Regions from separate parts of the Mus musculus genome. Here all the other regions are linked to region 3. The links are chromatin loops, found by intact Hi-C in ENCODE. Cell type or tissue: left cerebral cortex. All regions are shown on one strand.

Region 1 (8,000 bases), 550 kb before region 3:
GCAGTTTTCTAATGGGAAGGCCACTGCCCTGCCTGTGGCATCGGTGACTCCTGTCTTGTCATGGTGTCTTCCATGAGCAGACACCACCCCTTTGCCCCACCTGACAGCTCTTGGAAAGAGAGATGAATAATCAGGAAAACTGAGGAGTTCCTGGGTCCTGGCCGTAATGTTAAATGGCAGTAAGCCCTATCTGAGTCCAGAGCATTCAAGAGCCCAAGAGCAGTGCTGGATCCATAGAAGAAAAGCTTGACTTTGCAGAGAAATAGGAACCCATCCTCATTTCTGATCAGGAAGAGCCTCAGGAGGAGCACCATCACACTTGGCAAACAACAGTTTACACGTTGTATACACACCCACACACTTGCGTTTACAAACACGCAATAAAAACAAACAAACAAACAAATAGGATGCCCAGTTAAATTTGAGCTCTAGATAAACACCAGGGTAATTTTTAGTGTGTACCCCATGATTCCCACGGCTCCATATTTGGGCCACGTTTATATGTTTCAAAACGTATCACCTAAAATTCAAGATTAGCTGCATTTAACTGTATTCGCATCCTGTGTTGTACTGGGTGGGACTTCGCTGGCTAAATTGGCTGGGTGTTGGGTATCACTAAGGTGGATGAATGGATGCTTCTAGCCTATCCGATTTAGAGTGTACTGCTGCCTCTTCTCTTCCTTATTCTATTGCTGTGAGGAGACTCCATGACAGTTTCAGAGGGTGGGTCCATGATCGTCACGGTAGGGGGTGTGGCGGTGGGAAGGCAGGCATGGCAGTGGAGTGGTAGCTGAGAGCTCACACCTGACCTGAAAGTTGCAGGTAGAGCTCGAGACACTGGCACACCTCCCTCAACCAGGCCGTGCATCCTAATCCTTCCCAAACAGTTCCACAAACTGGAGACCAAGGATTCAAACATATGAGCCTATAGGGGGTCATTCTCAACTAAACCACCACACCTCTCAAATCATGCTATCATGGAGAAATTTCTATTCCAGTTCAAACTGCTACCACTCCTTGGGCCTCATTTTTTTCAAAGTCTAATGGCTCTCTCTCTCTCTCTCTCTCTCTCTCTCTTATTTATTTATTTAGTGTGTGCTTGTATACACAAGTGTGTGCTTGTGTATACAAACATGTTTGCATGGTTAGATGAAAGCCAGAGGATAATCTTGGATGTCATACTTGAAACATCACCTTCCTTAGTTTTTTGAGACAAAGGTCTCTTGCTGGCCTGAGGCTCTCTGGTTAGACTAAGCTGCTGACCCAGGATCCTTCCGCTTGCACCGCCCCTGTTCTGGGATTATAAACATGTCATCAACACCTGGCCTTTTTTCCCAACATGGATTCTGGACCTTGAACTTAGGTCCTCTGTTTGTAAGATAAGCATTATACCAACCGAGCCATCTCCCTGGTCTCCAATGGCTCTATTGATAGCATTCTTGCATAGCTCTGGCAGCTGTGAAGAAAGAGTAGGACAAACTCTAATGAAGTAATACTGAGTATGAAACACCATGGGAAATAACAGACCCTTCTTGATAGAGTAATATCCATTGGCTTTTATCCATTTCTTCTTCATTTAACTTATTTTTAAGTCATACTGGAGATATTTTAGCAGTACCTAGGGCAGGATAAGTATGAAGGATGGTAATGCAGACTACTGCTTCATAAGCTCTTGGTTAATAATCGCTGTACTACATACACTCCAGACCTCCAGGGAGTTTTAAAATAGGGCATTCTCAGGGGGCATCTGCCCTGATGATTCTTGCTTCTTGTCTCAGTCCCCGACTCCATTCACAAATGGCAGACATTGCAGAGAAAGGAACTAAGTTGAAATTTACTTAGAAGTGGAATCTTTAGGAAATATGTAAATCTGTACTCACAGAGAAGGAATGCCATGCCCATGACTTAGAGGCTGAAGCAGAAGTGACCTAAACCAACCAGTGAGGAAAGGCAGGGTGACCCCAGTGAAATGTCCACTCTTCTGGGTTACATAGATGCTTGTAGAAGAAGACAAAGCTAAAGGAGCTAGCCATCGGAAGTGTGAGCGTTCAGATTTATTCTAGACAGGGCAGTAGATGATGCAAAGGCCCTGGCGTTGTCAAAAACAACAAAGCATCAATTTCTGATCCATTGGCATAGGGCAATCATGGGCCAGGGAGTGTAGTGTTTGTTTAAACATGTGTGTCCGTATTCTAACAAGGACTGGCTGTGATCATTTATGACTTTGTATTTCCTTAATTACAAATGACTGCATCCTTCAACAGGTGGTCCCCAGACACGACACATGCTGTGATGTGCAATTTAAAATGAGAATATTGTTCTGCTACAGAAATTGACTGCCACTTATTGAAATGTATGGAGGAGATGTTTTTAATTCACAGGATCATGCAACACTCTGGGGATGGGAATGGATTGGCTGTGATTCTACGTCTGAACACTGTGGACTACACACTCAGGTTTTCCTGTTACTAGACCTGCCCGATGCCAGCATAGCCGTCTTTTTCCAACTGAAACTAATGCAAGAAGTTAGCAGTTATTTTTGTTTCACAAGCCCAACAATTACTTTCCTCTTGATGAAAAAGCACACTGCCTTCCACAGTGGTGGCCTAATCTCCAGCAGGACAATTTAAGAGGGGAATTGTGTATTTCAGCTTAGAGTTCCAGTCAGTCATAGCAGAAAGGATGCTGACTCCTGGCAAACAGGAAGCAGGGAGGAGAGGAAGGGAGCAGGGATTGGGGATAATCGTCAAAAGCATGCCTCCCGTTGACTTAGTTCTTATTGCTAGGCCCAGCTACCCAAATAGTGCCACCGGCTGGGGACTAGTAATTCAATGCAAGCTTAGAGGAGGAGCAACTCATGGAAAATACATCCACATCTCTTTCAGACTAGGGCCTTTCATTATATCTTGACCAACTAGTTCCTTGGTTCATTCTCTGCTTGGTTTTGTTTCTGAGTTGGTCTGGTTAAGCTATGGTCTGGCAAAGTAATAAGCAACCCCTGACAGGACAGTGGCTCAATATAATTGGATCTCTCTCTTTGGCCAGCACAGGTTCGGAGGTTGTTCTTCTATGCATCTCCAAGCTAAGATTCTTGCATTCTATGGCTTTGACATCCTAGATTTCTTTATTTATTTATACTATGTAGATGAGGGGGAGAACAGAGGTAAGCATCTGTAAATACCAGGCCTGGATATGGTATAGATGTGCTCAGCCCACCTCCCATTGGCTAGAGCTCAGCCACCTGCCCCACATGCCATCGTGAGTAGTCTTTGAATAGCTCGTAATTTAAAGGCAGAGAATAAAATGGGTCAGGTGAATTCATGGCAACACTTCCATTATAACCTTTTCTGCTTCCTATGAGGAGCTCCTAGCAAGGAAAAGATAAAGAATTATAATATTAGCCAAGTCATAAAGTAGTCTATGGTCTCATCCTTTATGTCTGTCATCTTTAAACACTTCTCATGTCCCCTTACCTCCATTATCATAGAGGAAGAAACTGTTTTGGGGAACAAAAGGCAATGACTTGCCTAACTAACCCAACTGTGAAACTATGAAGCTGGACTCACATGTGTGCCTGGCTGCCTGGCTGCCTGGCTGCCTGGCTTCTGAGCTGACAATGTTTGTTTCGTTGGTCACTTAGAACAATCCTGAAACTCAGACTCCTTGCCACCTTATTCACACATACAGTTAGATCCTTGCAGGGACCCAGATAGGTGTCATCAGGAAGGAAGACACAGGCCAAAGTCAGTGTATTGTTCAAATATGAAGAAGAGAACAACCCTTCCCAGTTCCCCATTGGTGTTACGTTCTAGAACATCCAGTCTCAGCAGATGGGGAACATCAGATGACGCAGATGTCCTAACTCTTCTCTTGTGGAATCGGATAGAGGGATTCGCCTCTTTGCTGTGTTGCTCAGAACTCCAGAGCGGGGACAGGAGTTCTTTAGTGGCCAGGTGCAACCCACAGCTGTCAGCACTTGCAGGTGAACATGCTTTCAGGTGTTGTTTCCTGTGTTGCTGGCCCTCAGGAGATCCCTTAAGTCTTCCTAGAGGCCCCAGAGCTTACAACAAGCTGCCTGGAGTCATGTAGAAACTCAAGATGCTTGAGTGTGCTTCACAGCCCTGCCTGGAGTCAAGTGCTGCAAAGTAACTTCCGTCATGTGGCCATCAAGGCTGAAGAATGTCTTCAAAGCCCTGGGCTGGGGGTGGAGTCAGCACAGACATTCTCTCTAGTCAGGTCTTACTGTCAGATGAAATCGGGCCCGGAGGATGCTGAACTTTAGAGGCAGCAAAAGAAAGGGGGCTTCAAAAAAAAAAAAAAAAAAACAAAAAACAAAAAGCTACTCCAAGAATGTTCTGCACATTGGAATTTGTGAATCACTGAAGCCGAAAAACATCTGATTCAGCAATGCCAAGGGCATTCCAGAAGCTTCGGCCATCCGTCTTTGGAGTCCAGACAAAGCATGTGTGCAAAGCTGGAAGCCAGATGCAGACCTCAGAGCAAGCCAGCTGGTTTGCTCCAAAGAGGTTCTGGTTGTGGGTTCAATCTCTGTGAAGTACAGAGGGCCCTTGGAAGTGGGCCCAGTCTGAACTGTCTTCTCAGACACACATGATGATGAAGTAAAGACGTGGGGATGGGTTCCTTTTCTAGAGAAACAGCCAATAAGCACACGCTCCACTCAGGCACTTTGGGTACTCAGAATGGTGGATCATGATGCTCACGAGGCTGCATTGGCTCTGCCCAGAAAAGAAGATTCGAGAGTGAGCAGACCAAAGAGCCAAACCATCTTCTGAGGGTCCAGCAGTCACACATCACTGGGGTTCTACCTGACATCTGGCCTTTAGCTTTCCATTCTGGATGATTTCCCAGGATCCTGCTCCAGACGCCTTGCCAACCACAGTGCTCACAGTCACACCTAGAACCTCCACCCCGTGTCCCTTCCCACTCCCCTTCTGCCAAACCACTTCTGCCTTTTCTCGGCCCTGAGCTTTTACCTTGCTTGGATGTCATCTCTAGGTGACATCCTTAGCATGAACCTCGAAGGAACAACCTGTGTCCTCTGGTGGCACTGGGCACATCCTCTGAGCCAGTGCCTCCTCTGAGAATTATCCTTTCAAACTCAAAGAAGTCACGGCATGTGATCCAACATAGATGTGGATGCAGAAGTAAGAGTCAAGTATGGCAAGTCTACTGTTTGTGACCTAAACATTTGTGTAGCCTTTATGGACTTAATTTCCTCATGGGCAAAGAGAGATGCTTTCATTGAAACAGGAATGTTTAAATTATGTCCCCCTAACATGAGTCAAGAAGAAACCTTTGCGGAGAACAACGACATTTACCAATTTCTGTGCTTAAAGTCTTCCCACCAGAGCCAATCTTAATATAGCACCAAACAGGTGCAGAACGTTCTGGAAATCTAAAAATTGGGCCATGCGTTTGAACCTCCCCTGCTACTACGCTGGTTTTCAAAAATGCCAGGCACATGGGTTAGGGGTACAGGATTGTTGTAGAATACTTGTCTAGCCATGTGTGGAGCCTTGGGTTGAACCCTTAGCACCCCCAAATATGAAGTTACTTTTCTGAGTGATACAGATAGAGAGACATAGCCGCATCGTAATTTTTGGGTTTTCATCACCGAGGTGTACCCCATATGTTTCATAGCACTGCTCTCTATTGCCTCTGGCATCAGAAACTCTCTCTATAGGAAACACATCTTGCCCCACTTTGTTAATAGTCATCTCTTCCGCTGTTACTGGTGCAGAAGGTACAGCAGCAAACAGAGTGGTAGAACCGGTTCTAAATCCTTTGGTAAAATGTTGGGATTGAAACAAAAGTCTCCGACTGTGTCTGAACTAAAGGGATAGCATTTAGACTTTCATTATTAAACCTGTTAGCTCTCTGTGCCTTCGGTTAGACTGAGCATGCTCCCTTCTAGCCCTAGACTGCTGGGCAGTGTTTTGTTATTATTATCATTGGTTTTCAAATTTGGCAAGTATTTTTCTTGAATTTATTAAGCTAATTGTAATTTTTTTTTCTCCTTGGACTGTCTTCATATGGTGACAGCTTCGTTTGATTCTTAAATGTTAAACTAACCTTGCCTTCCTGGTATAATTTACACCCAAACCATAGCAATTTGTTCTTTTTCTGTATTTATGAATTTTGATAGGCTGAAATATTTGACAGAAAATTTTCCTTCTTGTTCTCACCTCCCTCTTCCTTTCCCCTTCCCTCTCTCAACTCCTCTTTCTGTCTTTCCACCGTTCTCATTCTTTCTTTGTATGTCTTCACCTCTTTTTATTATTCAAGAAATATTGGTCATAAAATACGTCAGGACATGGTCTCCTCCTTTCTAATATCTGAAAGTTTTGTGTAGGACAGCTATCATTTCTTCGTTAAATATCTGACATAGCTCACCAGTTATGATAGTCAGTATTGATTGCTAAGAGACGCTCAAAGGAGGCAGACCTCCTGGCTTGCCTGTGAGAGATTCTGTAGATCACATTAGCCTTTGAGAATGACTGCATCCTATTTTTCTAGGTTAGGCTTACTGAAGTCGGGAGACCCAGCTGCAACTGGACTGGGTAATGAGAGAAGCAAGCGGAGCATCTGCACCCTTTGTTTTCCAACTGTGGCTGCAACTTGCAGGGGCACTTCCAACACCAGCCATGGCCGTCCTTTCCGTGATTGGCTGTATCCCCTGAGCCAGAAGAAGCCCCTCCTTCCTTAGGTTGCTTCTACCTGGCTTCTGGTTTTGTGTTGTTTTGTTCTGATCAGTGAGATAAATAACTAGGATACCACACTGAAGCTCCTTGAACTTGGAGTTAGTTTCCTTTATATTAACCAGTTTCATATTAGCAGTTTACTTTCTTCACCCAACACAAAGTTATCTAGATTTCGACTTCTTGAGTTACCTTGGGAAAGTTATCTTTTTCAAGGAAGTAGTTCTTGGCATCCAGATTAGCCAGTTTTTGGTGTGCTTTTTGTTCCTGATAGCCCATTGATCTTTTGTTTAAGTTTTATAGGGTCCATAGCAATGATTTTTCTTTTAGTCTTAACTTTTATATCTTCTTATTCTCTCTTCCCTGTCTGTTTTCCTAATAGTTCATCAGTTTTGTTTAATTCTCCTCAAAGAATAAAGTGTTGGATATATCTGTCTTTAAATTCTGTTATATGTTTTCTTGGGGGGGGGGGCTGTGATAATCATCTGATTTTGGTTATCTTCCCTATGTACTTTAGGTTTCATTTGCCCCTTTGTTGTCTCAGAGTTTTAGACACTTAAGCCATGACTTTTGATCATTTATTCTCTTCACACATTAACAATGAAAGCTGTGTATTTTGGTATAATAACTGCTAACACTGCATTTCACAAATTTTGTTGTGCTATGCTTTTATTTTCAATCATCCAAACTTGTTAATACACTCGCTTATTGGGTTATTTATAGTTATACAGCCTAATTTAAAAACATTTAGTGTTTTTTTTCCCCACCAGATAACTTTCTATTTGTGATTTTTAAACTCAGTTTGACTATAGTCAGAGAACACATATATTTTATTTTTGTTCCTTCTAGCTTCATGGAAACTAGTTCAAGGCTTAATATCTGGTCTACCTTGGTGGATGTACCATGTAGAGTAGAAAATATTCATGTGGTTGTGGATTGGTCCTTCTACTTAATGAAGTCAAGATAGTTGATAGCACTGTTTGGGTCTACTGTACCTTTTTAAAATATAAAACCTTTTTGAAGTACCTATCCCTGTAGACTTGGCCATTTCTACGTTCATTTAATCAGAATTTCCCTTATGTATTCTGAAGCTCATTTGTTAGGTGCATTACTGACCATGGTCATATTGCCCTGTTGACATAAAAACATCTATATTATAAATTATCCTTCTTACTCTAATAATACTACTTAGAATGGATTAAGTAATAATATAGCCATTAACACTTATTATTAGTGTTGCACTAACTTTTTAATTTTTATTTATATTTGATCTGGATTTTT
Region 2 (8,000 bases), 540 kb before region 3:
GGAGTAATGAGGAAATTGACACCTCAGTTAATGGTTTCTCGTTTCCTCTGGGTGCAACGAGGAACTTTATCTCTTTCCTTTGAGCGTTGCTTCGATGCATGCTCATGGCCATTCTTTGGTTAAGCTCCCAAGACCTATTTCATACCTCATCCTGATATATCTGAATGTGAGTATAAGAGACAGGCAGGTAGGTAGACTTCATTTTTATATTTATATAGATATATTGCATTTATATTATGCCCTCTTTTAGCTCTGTGGTGATGGAGATGTTCCTTTCTTTTTAAAATATTTTTTTCTTGCAGTTATGTGTCATATCCATGGCTATATGGTTCTTCCCAATACAATGTGATGCCTGAGGTCAGGGGTCACGGGTCAGGGGGGTACATCACCTACCACGTGACTTTATCACAGCCTTCATCGTTCTTCCCACTTGAATTTCTCCTTCTCTTGGATTCACAATTGGCTTAAGAGTTCACTAATGCCGAGACCCAAACATGGTTGATTGATGATATTTGACTGAAGTAGGGGTGCTGGAGAGATTTACAGTGGTCATCCCTCTTTCCTCTCTCTCCCTCCTTTCTCCTTGGCCTTGTGCCTTCCTTCCTTCTTTCCTTTTTCTTTTCTCTAAATTTCTATGAAAATGAAGTCAACCTAGAAACACTTCTGGTGGCAGATTTTATTCTTGAGAGCCAAAAGTGATGAGTTGAATGAGAGTCAAGAGAGAGTGAGTTGAACATAAGGCTGGAGGGCAGTGTATAATACAACCTCATTGTATCTCTGAGTCCATCCATCCTTAAAGCAAGCACCAAGGCTTCTGGATTCTGTTTGTTGGATTTGGCCATCTGTCTTCTTGCAACAGAAGATTCCTAACTGACCCGGCTCCTGAACATATGAGATTAAGACAATGAAACTCAGTGTTGACTAAGGCAAGATTGGCTTCTACTCTCATCCTGTTCATGGTGCAAGAGGGACATCACTTCATAGTTGAAGTTCTTAGCTCCAAATACTGGGAGAAAAATTTCAGGTTCTTTCAACAGAGATGAACCTTATTAAGGCTCATTATAAACACAGAGTCTTGCAGCAGGACTAGTCATTGAGATTCCATGTATGGAGCCAAAACCCAGCTATAGAATTGATTAGGTAGAGACCTCGCAGCTGGCACTAGTGGTCACAGTCTTTGTTCCATGCACTGCCAACATGTGACTAAGGACTGAACATTGATAATGTACATTTGTCAGGGTTGACACTGAAAACTGACATTCCTAGAATGGATCTTAATATAGGATCTGAACTCGTGTCAAGTTAGGCTAGGGTTTATCTAATTGGAGTAGATTTGGGCACATGTCTGTACTCCTAGGACAGGGTTTCCATAGTAACCTCCACCTTATAGTAGACATCTTAAGATGAGGACTTTTTTTAACATAGGAAAGACATTCAAAGGATCTGAATCGGATGAAAGTCACATGTTGAGCATATTAGGGAAGGCCAAGTTTAAGACCAGAACATCATGAACAAAGACATGACACTTGGGAACACAACTTGGGCAAGGTTTATCAAGAAGGCTCACGCGGCATGCTTTCCCTGGAGACTAGGCAATCACATATAAGCTTATTTTCAGGCTGCGTGTGATGAGCCCATGTGCTGATTTGTGTCCTTCCCCAAAGAGAGCTCACTATGTTTATGAAATATTAAAAAAAATTCTGGAAAAGTCTACAATCCAAAATATTTCTGGTCTTCAGCAGTTTGAATAAGGGATATTCAACTTGTAGCCTCATTTTTATAGATGAGGTAACCAGGGCTCAAAAAGTCACAAGACTAACTAGCCTAAAATCACACAATGAAGTGGCAAGACCAGATAGCAGCTCTCTCCTTTTGACTGACATTGTACCCGCCTCCCCCAACTTTGGACAGATTTGTTAGATTCTGAAAAGATGTCTGCAGGTCTGTGTGCCCAGACTAATGTCAATGTGGCTTTTACTTCGTGCCAAGTGCTGAATTAGGCTATTACATCTTGCACTCTGCATGTAATGAAGTATTTGGAACATTCAGAAAAGCCAAATAACTAGCCTAGGTCTATGGAGTTCCACAACCTGTGATCTTTGCAAGATATTCTAGGACAGAGGTCTGAGGAGGGAGAGGAAGTGTGTGCTGATGAAGAGGAAGAGAATGGCTGTGTTGGGCTGTGTTGGGAAGAAATAAAGAAGACCCCAGGTGGTGGTACCGTTCTTGGGTTGAGGAAGCATAAGGCATGTGGGCAGGAAGCCCAGAGTGCCATCTGGAGTCTCATAATATCACCAAGATGCTTTCTCCCTGCAAAATGAGGACAGCAGGCCTGTGCAGGGCTGCAGACTCACAAGGATGCATCCAGCCTGTGCCTTGGAAGCTGAAGCTGGGCAGGACAATTATAAGGCAGATGGGAGCATGGGATCACGTGCTTGGTACAGAGGCAGCCAGACTCTGCTCCCATTGCAGGCTGTCAGTAGGGATGCCCCTCCTCATATTTGCTCCCTGTGGGTACTTTCTACTCTGTGACCTCCTCCTCCTCTCTCCTTCCTTTCCTTTTTAACTAAAGCTTCCATTTTCTCAAATTCCCTCTTCTGCTCTGCTGGGTACAGGGATGAACCTATGTGCCAATGATCTTCAGGCGTCCAATCTCTCTCTTCCCACCCAGCATACCTATTTCTCCTCTTCGGTTTCTCATTCTCCTGGTTTGTACCAAATGCTAGGAATGGACATCTGGGAGGAGCCAACCTTGCTCCTGGCCTCACTTCCATTCCCTCCCTCCATCTCTGGCCATCTTCCCTGTATCTCCCAGCACCCCCTTTACTCTCACAGCGCCTGCCACTTGAGATCAAAGACTCTCCAAGTTAAGTTTCCTCTGTGCCGTGTCTCTCCTCTCCTTCCTCTGGCACATTCTGGTAGATCTACTAGGCAATACCACCAGACTTAGCAACGGGAGGAAAGTCAAATCATTTTGGAATGTCTTTGGGAAGTAAAGTGGTGACTCATTTACAGCCAGTCAAAGTCTCCAGCCGCTTCCATTTGTAATGATTATTTTCACTGTCAACCTGACTCTAGTAGGAGTCACCTAGGAGACCCACCTCTTAGGATGTGAGTGAGGATACTCCAGAAAGGTTCAACTACAGAGGAAAGACTGAGGGTGGGTGGCACCGTCCTGTAGGCTGAACTTCTGAACTGAACGAAAAGGAAAAAGGGAGCCAGGGAGCTGAGCACCAGCATTCATCTCTCTCTGCTTTCTGATCATGGTCACAGTGTGACTGGCTTCCTTCTACTTACTGCTATGTCTTCCCCATTATGACGGACTATACCCTCAATCCTTGACTCAGGATAAGCTCTTCCTTCCTTAAGTTGCTTTTTGTCCCTGTTCAGGGCTGGTCTTGTCTACTCCCAGACACTGGCATCCATCAGTCTCCTCTAGGAACACCACGATAATCACACACTTGTGGTCCACCAGTCCTAGGCATCTTGAATGTAGCTGCATGTTGCTTAGTCTGGGGAATGAATTACATCCATCAGACTGACCTGTGGGAAGTCTGTAGAGGTATTTTCTTGACTGTTGATATGGGGATGTTTAGTCCACTGCCCAAGTGGTTCTGGGTTGTATCTTAAAGGCAGCTGAGCAAGCCATGGGGAGCACACCAGTAAACAACACTACTCCATGGCCCCTGCTTCTGTTCCTGTTTCCAGGTTCTCAACCTGTGTTCCTTCCCCAATGGACTGTAAGTCGTAAAATGAAATAAACTTTCTCTTCCCAAGCTGCTTTAGTTCATGGTGTTTATCATAGCAAATACGAGGCAAATTAGAGTAAGCTGTTCTTACACGTTGACTTTAGCCTTAAGAGATGGCGAACAGAGGATTTTGTCATATTGGGTTAGATTTGTGAACTACAGAACTGTGAGGTATCAAGTATGCATGCATATGTGTGTGAGGGTATATGTGCACCTGTATATGTATATGCATGCCTGCATATGTGTGTGTAGCAAGTATATGTGGACAGGTGTGTGTGTGTGTGTGTGTGTGTGTGTGTGTGTATGTGCTCATGATAGCACACATGTGAGGGTCAGAGAACAGTTTTTGAGTCTTAGTTTTCTCCTCCCACTGTGGGTTATTGGGATAGAATTTAGTCATCAGAACCTCAGTTGACTTGCTAGCTCAAATGTGATTGTCAAACTGCTGCACCCAGCATGGCCCTCAATTGCAAGCAACTTAAAACAACTTTTTTTTTTCAAAAAAGATTTATTTATTTGATTTATATGTGTACACTGTAGCTCTCTTCAGACATACCAGAAGGGGGCATCAGATCCCATTATAGATGGTTGTGAGCCATATGTGGTTCCTAGGAATTGAACTCAGGACCTCTGGAAGAGCAATCAGTGCTCTTAACCACTGAGCCATCTCTCCAGTCCATGAAGCAACTTTTAATTACCTATGCAGAAAAGAAATGTAAAGAAAATGAGATGTGGTTTTGCCTGCCTAGGATGCTACTTGGATACACAAGACACCCATCCCAGCTATGGGTGAATCAGGACCTAGCTGGTTCACTTGGTTCTCTGCTCATTTAGCATCCTTGATTCATCTCCCTTCTCATATCATGGCTTTTCCCAGCTCTGAGCTGGGCATGAGAGAAAGAGCAAAATACATCCCAGTTTGGAACTTATCCCTGAATCAAACTTCCAGAGACAATCTAATACGAGCAAGGAGAGGAGAGGAGAGGAGAGGAGAGGAGAGGAGAGGAGAGGAGAGGAGAGGAGAGGAGAGGAGAGGAGAGGAGAGGAGAGGAGAGGAGAGGAGAGGGGAGTCACGAGGCAAAGGGAGGGTCAAACTGTATTAAGGAAAACCCAATCACAGAGTATCTGGGCAATAAGCCTCGGTAGAAGCAGTATGTGAATGTGAGCTAGAAGTGTATATTTTGTATGATAATGTACAGGTTACAGGTTTCACACAGACATTCACTATCCAAACACAGAAAATGTTCAACATGTAAATATTTTGCTGCCCGCACCTAAGGCTATGCAGTAGAGTACAGGATTAAACACACGCAGATGGTTGCACATGTACTCTCTGGTGGGCAACTGACACATATGATGCTTGTTTGTGTGTATGCATGTGTGAGTGCACGCTATGACATGACTATTGAGGAAGGCAGAGGACAACCATAGATGTTGGTTCTTGCCTTCTGCTTCCTTTGAGCCATGGCCTCTTCTTGTTCTCTGCTTTGTACCCCAGGCTGCCTGGCCCCTGAACTTCTGGAGCTTCTCCTGACTTGGTCCACCCCGCCCGCCCCCCATAGGAGGGCCGGGATTATTGATGCATGCGACCCGAACAGTTTTCTGCGGGCTTTGGGAACCCAAAGGTGAGTCTTCCTGTTTGTGTGGCAAGTGATTTACCCACTGAGTGGCCTACCAGACCTTCTCTAACTGCTGAGGCCGGTATCGTTGTGGATACCACTGACATTTTGGAGGGGACAGAACACAGAGACAGTGTGAGGGAGATTGTTTCACACATTATAAAATACAGATGTGATTGTTCACAATTTCTGTCGCTATGAATTGTGACTGGAGTGGAATGGATGGATGGTAACACACCGTTGGGGCCACCCTTTGATCCAAACCCAGTTCCTATATGGGAGAGTTTGAATGCCAAATCTCCACAGTCTCAGGTTAGGGCTTGGTTGAAAGCTGATAGGCCTCTGGGGAGTCCTTAGCCTCTGATGTAATCCACAATGACTCCATCATTCTGACGTAATCTTCAATGAATAGCCTTTGATGAATCCATTGTTATTGCAAGAAGATGGGAATCAAGAGATGAGGGTTAGTTAAATAGATAAGGTTATTGAATGTATGCCATTTTGGTGGCCCTCCCTCCCTCCCTCCCTCCCTCCTCTCTTTTCCCATCATCAGGTGAACATGCTCTGCCATGTGCTTTTACCACCGTGGTGTTCTGACTCACCAGGGAGCCAGATGGCCACCGACAGAAATATCTCAGAGACCGGAACAAATAACACCCCTCCACACGTCGTCTTTCTCAGGTTATTTGTTTGCGAGGGTGATAAAGCTGACTAGCAACCTTGCATCTTTTAAGATGTACAACTGGCCCTAAGAGATGGAATTTATTGTTATTCTCCTGTTACCATGGGAGAAACTGATACATAGCCAGAGACCAAGCAAGTTCAAGGTCATGTGGCTGGGAATTTTCATGCATGCTGGCAGTTAGACTCCAGACTTGGCCCACTTTCTGTATCTTAAAGCTTGGGGGACTTCTCTTAAAGGGAGAGAGACAGACTCTTCTTTTGGTTCGTTTAGATTTTCACGTTTTACTCTGTAATGTAGCTTGGGCTGGACTAGAACTCAGTCTTCCCGCCTTGGTCTCCCAAGTGCTGGAATCACAGGCATGCACCAGCACGCCCCAACACTAGACTCTTTTGTTTGTTGTTTTATTTACATTTTTTCTTGATGAGAAAAATTAGTTTGTCCCTGTTAGTAATAATCAAATGCAATCCATAGCGAATACACATTTATTTAGTGAATATTCAACGAGCACCCGTTAGAGAAACAGAGATGCTACTGTGTTCTGGGAATAAAAGAAGCTCAGCCTATGCTCTTCTCAGATTTTATTTAAAACTTAAAGAGTTAGGTGAAACCTTAGCAGTTACTCATATATTTATTTTATTTAATTATTACCCATCTGATTTCTTTCTCAAACTGGGGCAGAAAGCAAATCCTCCCTGCTGTAGATCGTTCCTATCAGCGCCAGAGAAGTAGTGGACACACCCTGAGGGCTTGTATCCTTTGCACCCCTCAGGGATGGGGAAGACGGATGTTTATCCACGTCTGCCCACTGAGGGGAGTAGAACTGTCAAGGTTTTAGTAAGCTAACAGGCAAGAATAGGTATCTTGGCATAGGTTTTGTTGGCATTCCATCTAGGATCGGCTCCACAGTTACCTGGCAACAGCCAGGTGTGCCTGACTCACTATAAAAAGGGCTGCTTGCCTCCTCCTCATTCTCTTGCTCTTCCTCTCCTACCTCTTCCTTCTCTGTTCCTTCTCTCCCCATTCACCTGCCTCCTCTCTCTCCATGTGTTCATGGCCGGCCTCTACTCCTCTTTTCTCTTCTCTTCTCTTCTCTTCTCTTCTCTTCTCTTCTCTTCTCTTCTCTTCTCTTCTCTTCTCTTCTCTTCTCTTCTCTTCTCTTCTCTTCTCTTCTCTTCTCTTCCCTTCCCTTCCCTTCCCTTCCCTTCCCTTCCCTCCCCTCCCCTCCCCTCCCCTCCCCTCCTCTCCTCTCCTCTCTCTATCTTCTTTCCCTCCTCCTCCTTCCCTTTCCTCCTTCCTTTCCCCCTTTCTCCCTTCCTCCCCTCCTCCCTCTGTCTTTCTCTGTTTCTACTACCACCTCAACTCCCCTTCCCATGCCCTAAATAAACTCTATTCTGTATTGTACTGTCCTGTGGCTGGTACCTCGGGGGGGGGGGTATATCCCTCAGCATGGGCCCACAGAGGCACCCCCTTCCTCCACATCATACTGCACCTCCACCAAACCTATCCCTGGCTTCTTTTTTCTTTTTTTACAGAATACAACAGGTTTAACTGGTGATCTTATAAGGGATGCTTATTTGTTTCTAGTGTGAGTGCGTATCTTTACATTCTATCATCAGGTTCTGTGTCTGTCCACTTTGCCCTGCACTTTAGCCACAATGCAGCCCACACACTGCCTCTGTTCCCTTTAACTTAGTTGCTTCTTTCTCATTTTTCATTATCATAAGTCACGGGGAGAGAGACTTTCTCTGTCATGCACATCCAGGAGGAGATGTACATGTTTAATCCACTGACAAGTCTCTTCAAATGTCTGCAATTGTCTTTCCACTAACGTGGCATCATAAGATTTCTTGCTTCATTGTGATAAAAACTGCATGGTACTGGTATAGAGACAGACAAGTAGACCAATGGAATAGAATTGAAGACCCAGAAATGAACCCACACACCTAT
Region 3 (8,000 bases):
TCCTGAATCCCCATATGTCTACAATGGGATCATCTCTACTCATGTGAGCCAGCAGTCCTGTTTAAGATGAACTTTCTAGTATTTGCGGTTGCCTGGCAAAGAAACAGCCCTCATCCTCCAGTGGAAGAAAACGGACTTCAGGGAAGGAGCAGGCCAGGTGTGGCCTGCCCACAATTAATCCCAGCTGCCTGAGAGGCTGAGCCACGGAGATCACAGCTTTGAAATCTACCTGGGCCATATAAAGAAACACTGTCTCAAACCTTAAAATTAGGGCTAGATTTGTAGCTCAGTGGGAAACCTCTTGCCCAGTGAGCCCAGGGTTCTCTAGAGGAAGAGGGAGAAAGGACACAGGGAGAGGGGAGGGAGGAAAAGAAGGAGTCCAAATTCATCTATTAAGAAATTAAGTGGCTTCTTTATTGTACCTTAGGAAGCTGTCAGTAAAGGCAAACCACCTAACAAGAATGAGACAAATGTAAAACCATTAAGACCCGGCAGAAAGGTGGAGCAAGCAGACAGAGAGACAGAGAGGGTGCCGGGAAGTTCCAGATGATCCCAGTCTGATCTGGAATCCAAACCTCCCTGATGGCCCCAGTTTGCCCCAGTGGCTCAACGAGATTAGAGGTGAACAACTCAGATTATCTCACTACTTAAAATCCCTGCTACCTACACAGCACTACAGAGACCTTACCTCAAGTGTGCTACCTGCCCACTGGTGGCCTGAAACATCTGCAGCACCTATCTGTGTGAATCATGTGTGCTCTGTGTCTAAGGACAATTGATAGTGCCAGACTCTAGAGGGCCAGACTCACAAAACCCTCTTTGTTTTGTCAAAGGGAAACCACCATAAATTATCATAATTATTCACCTTTTCCCAACAGAAACATCCAAGGCCAGTGCATGCCTCTGGGATGAGGGAGAGTTGAAGCATCTCTTCCCTGGGTACTCTCTAACAGTTCTTGAGTTCATTCCCCAGTACTAAAAATATAAAAGAAAGAAGTAAAAGAGGGAGAGAGGGAAGGATGGAAGAAATGTGTAGGGAAAGAGAGAAAAAGAGGGAGGGAGAGGAAGGAAAAAGGTAGGAGGGTGCAGGGAGGGAGGGAAGGAGGAGGAGAGAGAGAAAAGAAAAAGAAAGAAAGAAAGAAAGAAAGAAAGAAAGAAAGAAAGAAAGAAAGAAAGAAAGAAAGAAAGAAAGAAAGGAAGGAAGGAAGGAAGAAAGAAAGAGGGGGAAGGGAAGGGAAGGGAAGGGAAGGGAAGGGAAGGAAGAAGGGGAAGGGAAGGAGGAAGGGGGAAGGGGAAAGGGGAAGGGAGGAGGGAAGGGGAAAGGAAAGGAAAGGAAAGGAAAGGAAAGGAAAGGAAAGGAAAGGAAAGGAAAGGAAAGGAAAGGAAAGGAAAGGAAAGGAAAGGAAAGGAAAGGAAAGAGGGAGGGAGGGCATTCAACTTGGGGTAGGGGCACAAGATGTTGTTATGCAGTCTGGCTGGGCTGCCTTCAAACTTGCTTTGTGGAACAACCAGACTGGCTGAAACTCAAAGCAGTCCACCTGCCTCAGTGCCTGAGTCAATGCTGAGATAGCAGGTTGGGTGTCAGTGCATCTGGTATAAATTCTATTTTTGAAGGTTCTTTTTTTTAAATTTTATACAAATTTTGCATCCTTCTCACAACAATCATATTTCTACATAAAGAAGTCTTTGGATATGTATCGGTTCAAGTACTCATCTCATCTCAACAAAGCCATCATCCACTGATGAAAGTTGTCGTCTGGCTTCTCGCATCCCAGGCATCTTGTGGCCTCTCCCACATTCAGCTCACCAAATCCCGGCCCAGACAATGACACATAACAACGGATTAGTGCTCAGCGACTGCCCAGCACCTGTTCTGAGTGTTCTACAAATATGAATTCAGCCTAGCAGCAACGTGGAGAGGTGAACTGAGAGTGATCTCATCGGTGCTGGGAGAACTGAGTCACCAGAGGTTATGAACTTGCCCAAAGTCACATACACTTAGGAATAGAGTTGGAAACTGTATGCTTCTCTAGTTCCTCCGTCCCCGGCACAGACCCTGAGCTGTCTGCCACTCAGTCAACAGAGTGCTTGTCTAGTTAGTGTGAACCAAGTCCAAGGTTCCACCCCCAGCACCCAATAAACTAAGCATACCTGTGATGCTAGCACTCAGGGAGGTGGAGGCAGGAGGATTAGGAATTCAAGGTCATCCTCGGCTACACTGCAAGTTAGAGGGGCCAACCAGGAACCCCTGAGACTTTGAAGAGGGGAGGGAAGATAAGTAGGCGCAGACTCTGGAGGAACTTGGACAAGTTGCATCTGTCGAAATTCTACATGCTCACCTCTGTAGCTCAGAAACGGTTGGATATCCACGCTAGTGAACCATTTGCCGCCACAGACAGCAAGCTACACAGAGGGCACTTCCACCATGTTTTCTCAACAACAACAACAACAACAAAAAATATCAGAGTCCACCCATCCATCAGCCCTAAAATTCTTTCACGCTGGCACATCTGTGCAGGGCATTGCCAGTTAACCATGACAAAGAAGGTCTGTTTTCATCTGTGGTGTGAGAAATTCTTTAAATCCAGAGAGAAGCAGAAAGGGGCTAAAGAATAAGATTGGGGGTTCCAACGGTTGTGTTGAAAACAGCGTAAAACAAAATAGTATGTGGCAAACTGTAGGGACTTTGTTTAGTGATGGTTAATGATATGCCTACGGGGTCCAGGAGGTAGAGTCCCAATCATACTCAAGAGTAGTGATGGGTGCTTTAAAGGTTCTGGGAAAAGCCAGAGAACCTAGGGAAGTGTCCTTCAGGAAAGCAGGGCAAATCAAAAGGGGCACTAGGACATTTGGCATGAGATGAAGAGTAATGGCCGCCTGTCTCTGGCTGGTCCTGTGCTCTGACCTTTTGAGTAAAAGGTTGTCAGCATCCAACTCTGACATGACCCAAGCGGTTTAAAGTCTTCTATCTAGTGAGGGACTGTACTGGCATCCGGCCCCACATGTCCTGCAAGCCCAAAGCTTTTCCCTTCTCAGTTTCTCTCAGGACACTTGGTCTCTAGTTGCAACCTGTGCTGTGTTCGGGGATTCACCAAGGCATGTCCAAAGCAGCAGCGCGGTAGTCCCGCTCCTAGAGGGAAGCCTTCCTTGTTTTCTCGTGCTCACTGTAAAGTGCGCATGGGTCTTTTGATTGAAATTTTCTGCTCTTTCTCTTGAAATTGCTTAATTGCGCCCACCCACCGGTAAGGTTCTTTATATCGGTGATGCTGCTGATCCTCTCTGTATCACTGTGCGGTACTTTTGAACGCCAGGTTTCCTTACATTTCTGTGAGGATGCTGCCCCCTGCAGCCCACTTTGAGCATAATAGCCATTGTGATGGATTATCTCATCTCGTTCCCACAACCCACGAAGTGAAAAACTGTTAGTATCCTCCTTTTTTGTTTTTTCAGAGGATAAATCTGACTTCCAGCAAAGTTAGGTAACTTGTCTTGGCAGAAACAGGCCACCTCTCTCCAGAATCCCCCGTACCAACACTGTTGTCCTGTGACAGGTATCCTCCATATTTAATCTGCCAGCTAACCGAAATTACTGGGGAAGGGGAAGCGAATTGACTCATTTTTGGCTGTGCGGCCCTCTCTGGGTCCATCCACAGTTCCAACAATAGCCCCGCGGTGTTAATGCAGATGCAGAGATATCCCTGGGAGAGCTTTGTGGGAAGGTGTGGTTGACTGACAACCAGCTGCCACACCCTCAGAATCTCTGCAGCACCTAAACTTAAGCCTTGCCCTCCTGGGGCTACTCAGCCAGCAACTGGGCACAAGCTTTCTAGACCCAAAGGGAGGTTTTGTTTTGTTTTGTTTTGTTTTGTTTTGTTTTGTTTTGTTTTGTTTTGTAGGTTCCAAGATGTATGGATTGCAGTGGCGCCTATCAGCATATCAAAGCACACGCTGACCTCAGGACTCCTTCACTTCATGTGCAAGCAACCTGCCCTCCTCCCTTCCTCCCCTACCTAACTCCCTCCAGCCCCTGGGATTTCCTCCTGCTCTCTCAAAGCTACCTAGCAGCTTCCTGCCTTCCTTCTCTCCCTGGGCAAATGTCAGGTCCACACTGTGATCTGAGGGTATGCCACAAACCAGGCTGTATCTTTGGGCTCACTGGTCAGCCAGTCTAGCCTGTTCCAAGCTAGTGAAGACACTGTGCCTCACAAAGATATTTTTTTCCTTTAAATGCAAACCGCTTGGAGAACAAAACTCAGTGTTGTCCCCTGCATCACACACACACACACACACACACACACACACACACACACACACACACACCCTACCATTGAAATGTAAGTGCCACTGTAGAGAGAAGACTTTTATGAGGTGACTAGGGCCTGGGGACCTGGCCCTCAGGAATACAGTAATACCTCCAGCAGAGAAGTGGATTGGTAATCACAGGAATAGGTTCAGATCAAAAGCTAAGTCATCCCTGTCCCCAAGCTCCTGTCTCTGTCCCTCTCCCCCACATCCTCACGCCATCTGAAACCTCTGCCTTGTCCAAGCACCGTGTGCTTGGCTTTCCCAGAGTTCTGAGCCAAAGAGACCTGCTCTTTATAAATTGTCCAGCCTCTGGTTGTCTGTTATAGCAGCACAAAACAAAGATACTGGATTTGCATCTCTCTAAAAGGACCCCCACGGAGTTTAACAAGGAGAATCTATAATTCTTTCTCTCTCTCATTATTTCGTACTTGTATGTGTGTGAGAGAGTGTGTGTGCATGCACATCTGCCACTGTGCACGAATCAAGATCAGAGGAGAGTTTTCAGGAGTCTGTTCCCCTTTCCTACCTTGGTAAGGCAGGCTCTCTCTTGTTTCTGCCAGGCCAGCCCGTGAGCTTCTGGTTCTCTTGTCTCAGCTCAGGGCAGCTCAACACAACATCCTTTTCCACCAAGATGACTAGGACCAACGACCGGTCACTGGGATGGTGACGAGTCTCTGGCATTGATGCTCCAATATAGGGAGTCTGGGGAAGGCAGTTTCTCACGCCAAGCCCTCATGGAACATTTTTCACACCTCTCTGCAAAGGCCTACACACCCCCCACTGCACACACACATTCAAGTGTAATCCCTGCCCCTTTCCTTGGGCTTTGTGCTTCCTGGAGCAAGCTCTACACTAAGGAGATCCTTGCACACAGGGTGCATAAATAAACTGCAGACAAAAAAAATGAATGATAATGGCTTGAATGACTTCCAGGGACTCATTGAAATTCCATTCCCTGATGCACAATTCCTGTGCCTGTGTATCTAAGAGGAACCCAGCACCACCACACGGACAGTAGAAAGACCCCTTGCAGATTCACACTGTGGCCAGGGCCAAGGGTTTGGAGAGGCAGAACTCAGAGCATCTAATTGGCTCTCTCACAGGGCTGAAAGGAGGCTTAAGTGGAGGTAAGTTCGCTATCCGTCAGTCATCCTGTGCACCACTAAACCTTAAAACCTTGCTGAGCTCATTAGCTCATTAACTATTTGGAAGATACATTCTCCCCGCAAAGGCCAACCAGAGAGGAGACTATGTTTAGCCTCATGGGGTACTAAAAAGTAAAATAAAGGCAACAAACAGCCATAGATCACAAGAGATTGTGTCCTCAATTTTGCAAAAGTCCTTGGTGAATTCTAACTTCCTGGTTTTACCAAGCATAGAGGCCAGAACGAAGGACCACTCTCTAAGGCAACTGGGGGACTTCCTTGGACAGCATTTTCAGGAAAGCCACAACCCCTGCTGGCCTTTTGGTTTCCCTGAAATCTGATCTAGAACATCCAATCAGGTGGCTCCAAACAGCAGGTGTCTGGAGCCTCACAGAACTGGCAAAACCATACCTTCCATGGCCTTAGCTGCTGACCCAGGACCTCAGATTGTCCTTAGAGAAACGGCAGGCTCATACCAAGGTACGTTCAGTTCAGTGGGGTGAGAGACTGGCTGCGACCGTCAGAAAAGTACACAGAATAGCTGAAAGGGAGGCTACCTTTGTAGCCCTTCCACTGCGGGTCTGTGTCCCACAAAATGTCTGTCTCTGCTAGAGGCGTGTTCCCCAGTGGAAATGCTAAGATGTAATAGAACTTTTATGAGGTGGGCCTCTCAACCCCAGAATACTAATGAAGCTCACACTAAGCTATTCAGCAAAGTAACCTCACACTCTTAGGGTCTCTCTGCATGAGGGATCCCTTCCTTGCTGTTTTCTGCCATGTCTTAAGCCATCAAAGAGAATCCCAGAGCAGATGTTGGTGACGTGATTCTAAATCCCCAAAACTGTGAGTTAAATAAACTGGTTGGCGTTAGGCTCGCACAAAATGCTTTGAGCTGACAAGTGAGGAACCATGCTTGCAACGGAAGTGTCCCACAAAGCCATGTCAAGGATGATTGTTAGCATCAGGCGCATCCGCGGACACCCGGAATCCGCTTCACATCCATCAGGCATCTTTACAGCCAACTCCCGGACCCAGCAAGAAGACACATCAACTCTAGGCGACAGTGTAGCTCCTGTGTCTGTCCCTTCACATATGCGCCATGCTCCACCCACAGCGTCACTTTGCGCATGCATCACAGCCCAGATAAAAGACCACTCTCCTTCCACGCTCTCCCGGAGGCCGCCTCCCACGGGAGACCTGCTGCATGGTGTGAGTTGTTCGGGACTGTGATGCTTATTTCTAACCTTGGTACTGCCAGACTCGGTGTTCGCAGTCCCACCACGTAGGTCCAGACGACTTCGCAGTTCTGCCGCCACCACGCCGGCACGGAACCCACTGCCACATGGGTTATGCCCACGGGCCTTAACATCACCTTCAACAAGTTGTCTGTTACACAGGCTCACTTTCTGGCTTCTCTCCAACCGAACACCAGCGATTTGGTAAGCTCCCCGCCCTAGTCATCATACAGGGTCCCTGGTCTCAAGGGGTGGCTGGCCACTGTCTAGTGGTTCCAGAGACTGAGTAATTCACAGTCTTTATGACTGGCCTCCTTGCTGACTCCTCAGTTTAGGACATTTTCCCATGGGTGAGATTTTCCTCACTCCTCTGAGTTGGTTCTTTTTCTCACTACTGCAAAACCTTGGGCCTGGTTGAATAGTTCTCCTGGTCTCAGCTCAGGGGCTGGCCTGAGTTCAGACTCCAAGTTCGCAGCATAACTACCTGGTCACGTGACCTGATGGTCGTTTCTGGCTACAAAATTTGTCCTTGGGACGCTGGACCGGGCAAGTGGCTAGCTTCTACTCGCCCAGGGGGTGCCTTGTCTTAAACTGTGTCTTCAGGCTCCGTCCGCACTGGGATGTCTCCTGGAAACCCTCAAACAGCTAAATCTAGGGTCTGACTTAAAGGCCTCCAAATGTATCCACCTTTGCCATCAAGTCTGGCCCTGTGACTAGTTAGATAACGACTCCGAGGGGACGCCTAACAGCACTTTTGATCCTACCATTTTAAAGAATCTTCATCATTACTGCCAGCGATCTGGAAAATGGAAAGAGGTTCTCAGTGTCCAGGCTTTTTCTCATCTTGGCTCCAAGCTCCTCCTGCTCTCCAACTCAGCTCCTATTAGTTATGAAATCTCAACCAGAAGAAATTTCCACTATTCTTGATTCAGCTAATGAACCTCCCGCTTACCGTCCCCTGACCTGCCTCTACATTATCTCCTGCATCCCCAGCCTCCTCAGCCTCTCACCGGACCTCTCCAGGGCCTCCACGCTCAGCTTTGCCAGACCCTGTGCCAGCTGCAGGCCGCTCCAGCTGTCCTACACTGGTACTCATTTTCAATCTCTCAACCACTTGCTATCAATCTACAGCTAACCCTACCGACACATCCCCCCTACCCAGCCTAACCCAGCTAGCTTCAATCCTTCCTTTAAGGGAAGTCGCTGGGGTAGATGTTCTGATTAGGATAAATATTTCCTTCTCACTAAATGAGCTCTCTCAAATTAAAAAAAAAAAAAAAAAAAAAAAAAAGACTGGGATCTTATACCTCTAACT

Evidence for each region. A loop is a pair of places that touch in the nucleus more often than their neighbours do. Peaks named below come from ENCODE experiments on the same cell type or tissue, not always from the same donor. Only the 100,000 strongest peaks of a DNase experiment are listed, where the experiment ranks them.
Region 1: a loop joins it to region 3, with 2.8 times the contacts of the local background. A loop is called at or near these places in 2 of 42 quality-filtered maps.
Region 2: it touches region 3 in a loop (4-fold over the local background); 2 of 42 quality-filtered maps call a loop at or near these places.

Annotation. Positions count from the first base shown.
Region 1 is chr10:84,361,820-84,369,819 of GRCm38, reverse strand. No RefSeq gene overlaps it. Among named protein-coding and RNA genes, the nearest start is that of Gm46201, 30 kb to the right of the region's middle. In left cerebral cortex, no CTCF peak of the experiment used is centred here; no DNase peak of the experiment used is centred here; H3K27ac peaks cover 959 bases.
Region 2 is chr10:84,352,519-84,360,518 of GRCm38, reverse strand. No RefSeq gene overlaps it. Among named protein-coding and RNA genes, the nearest start is that of Gm46201, 21 kb to the right of the region's middle. In left cerebral cortex, a CTCF peak has its summit at 4,316 (motif pointing right); DNase peaks (open chromatin) are centred at 1,948, 2,307, 2,798, 5,998 and 1 more place; H3K27ac peaks cover 5,226 bases.
Region 3 is chr10:83,815,172-83,823,171 of GRCm38, reverse strand. No RefSeq gene overlaps it. Among named protein-coding and RNA genes, the nearest start is that of 1500009L16Rik, 96 kb to the right of the region's middle. In left cerebral cortex, a CTCF peak has its summit at 3,350 (motif pointing left); a DNase peak (open chromatin) is centred at 3,330.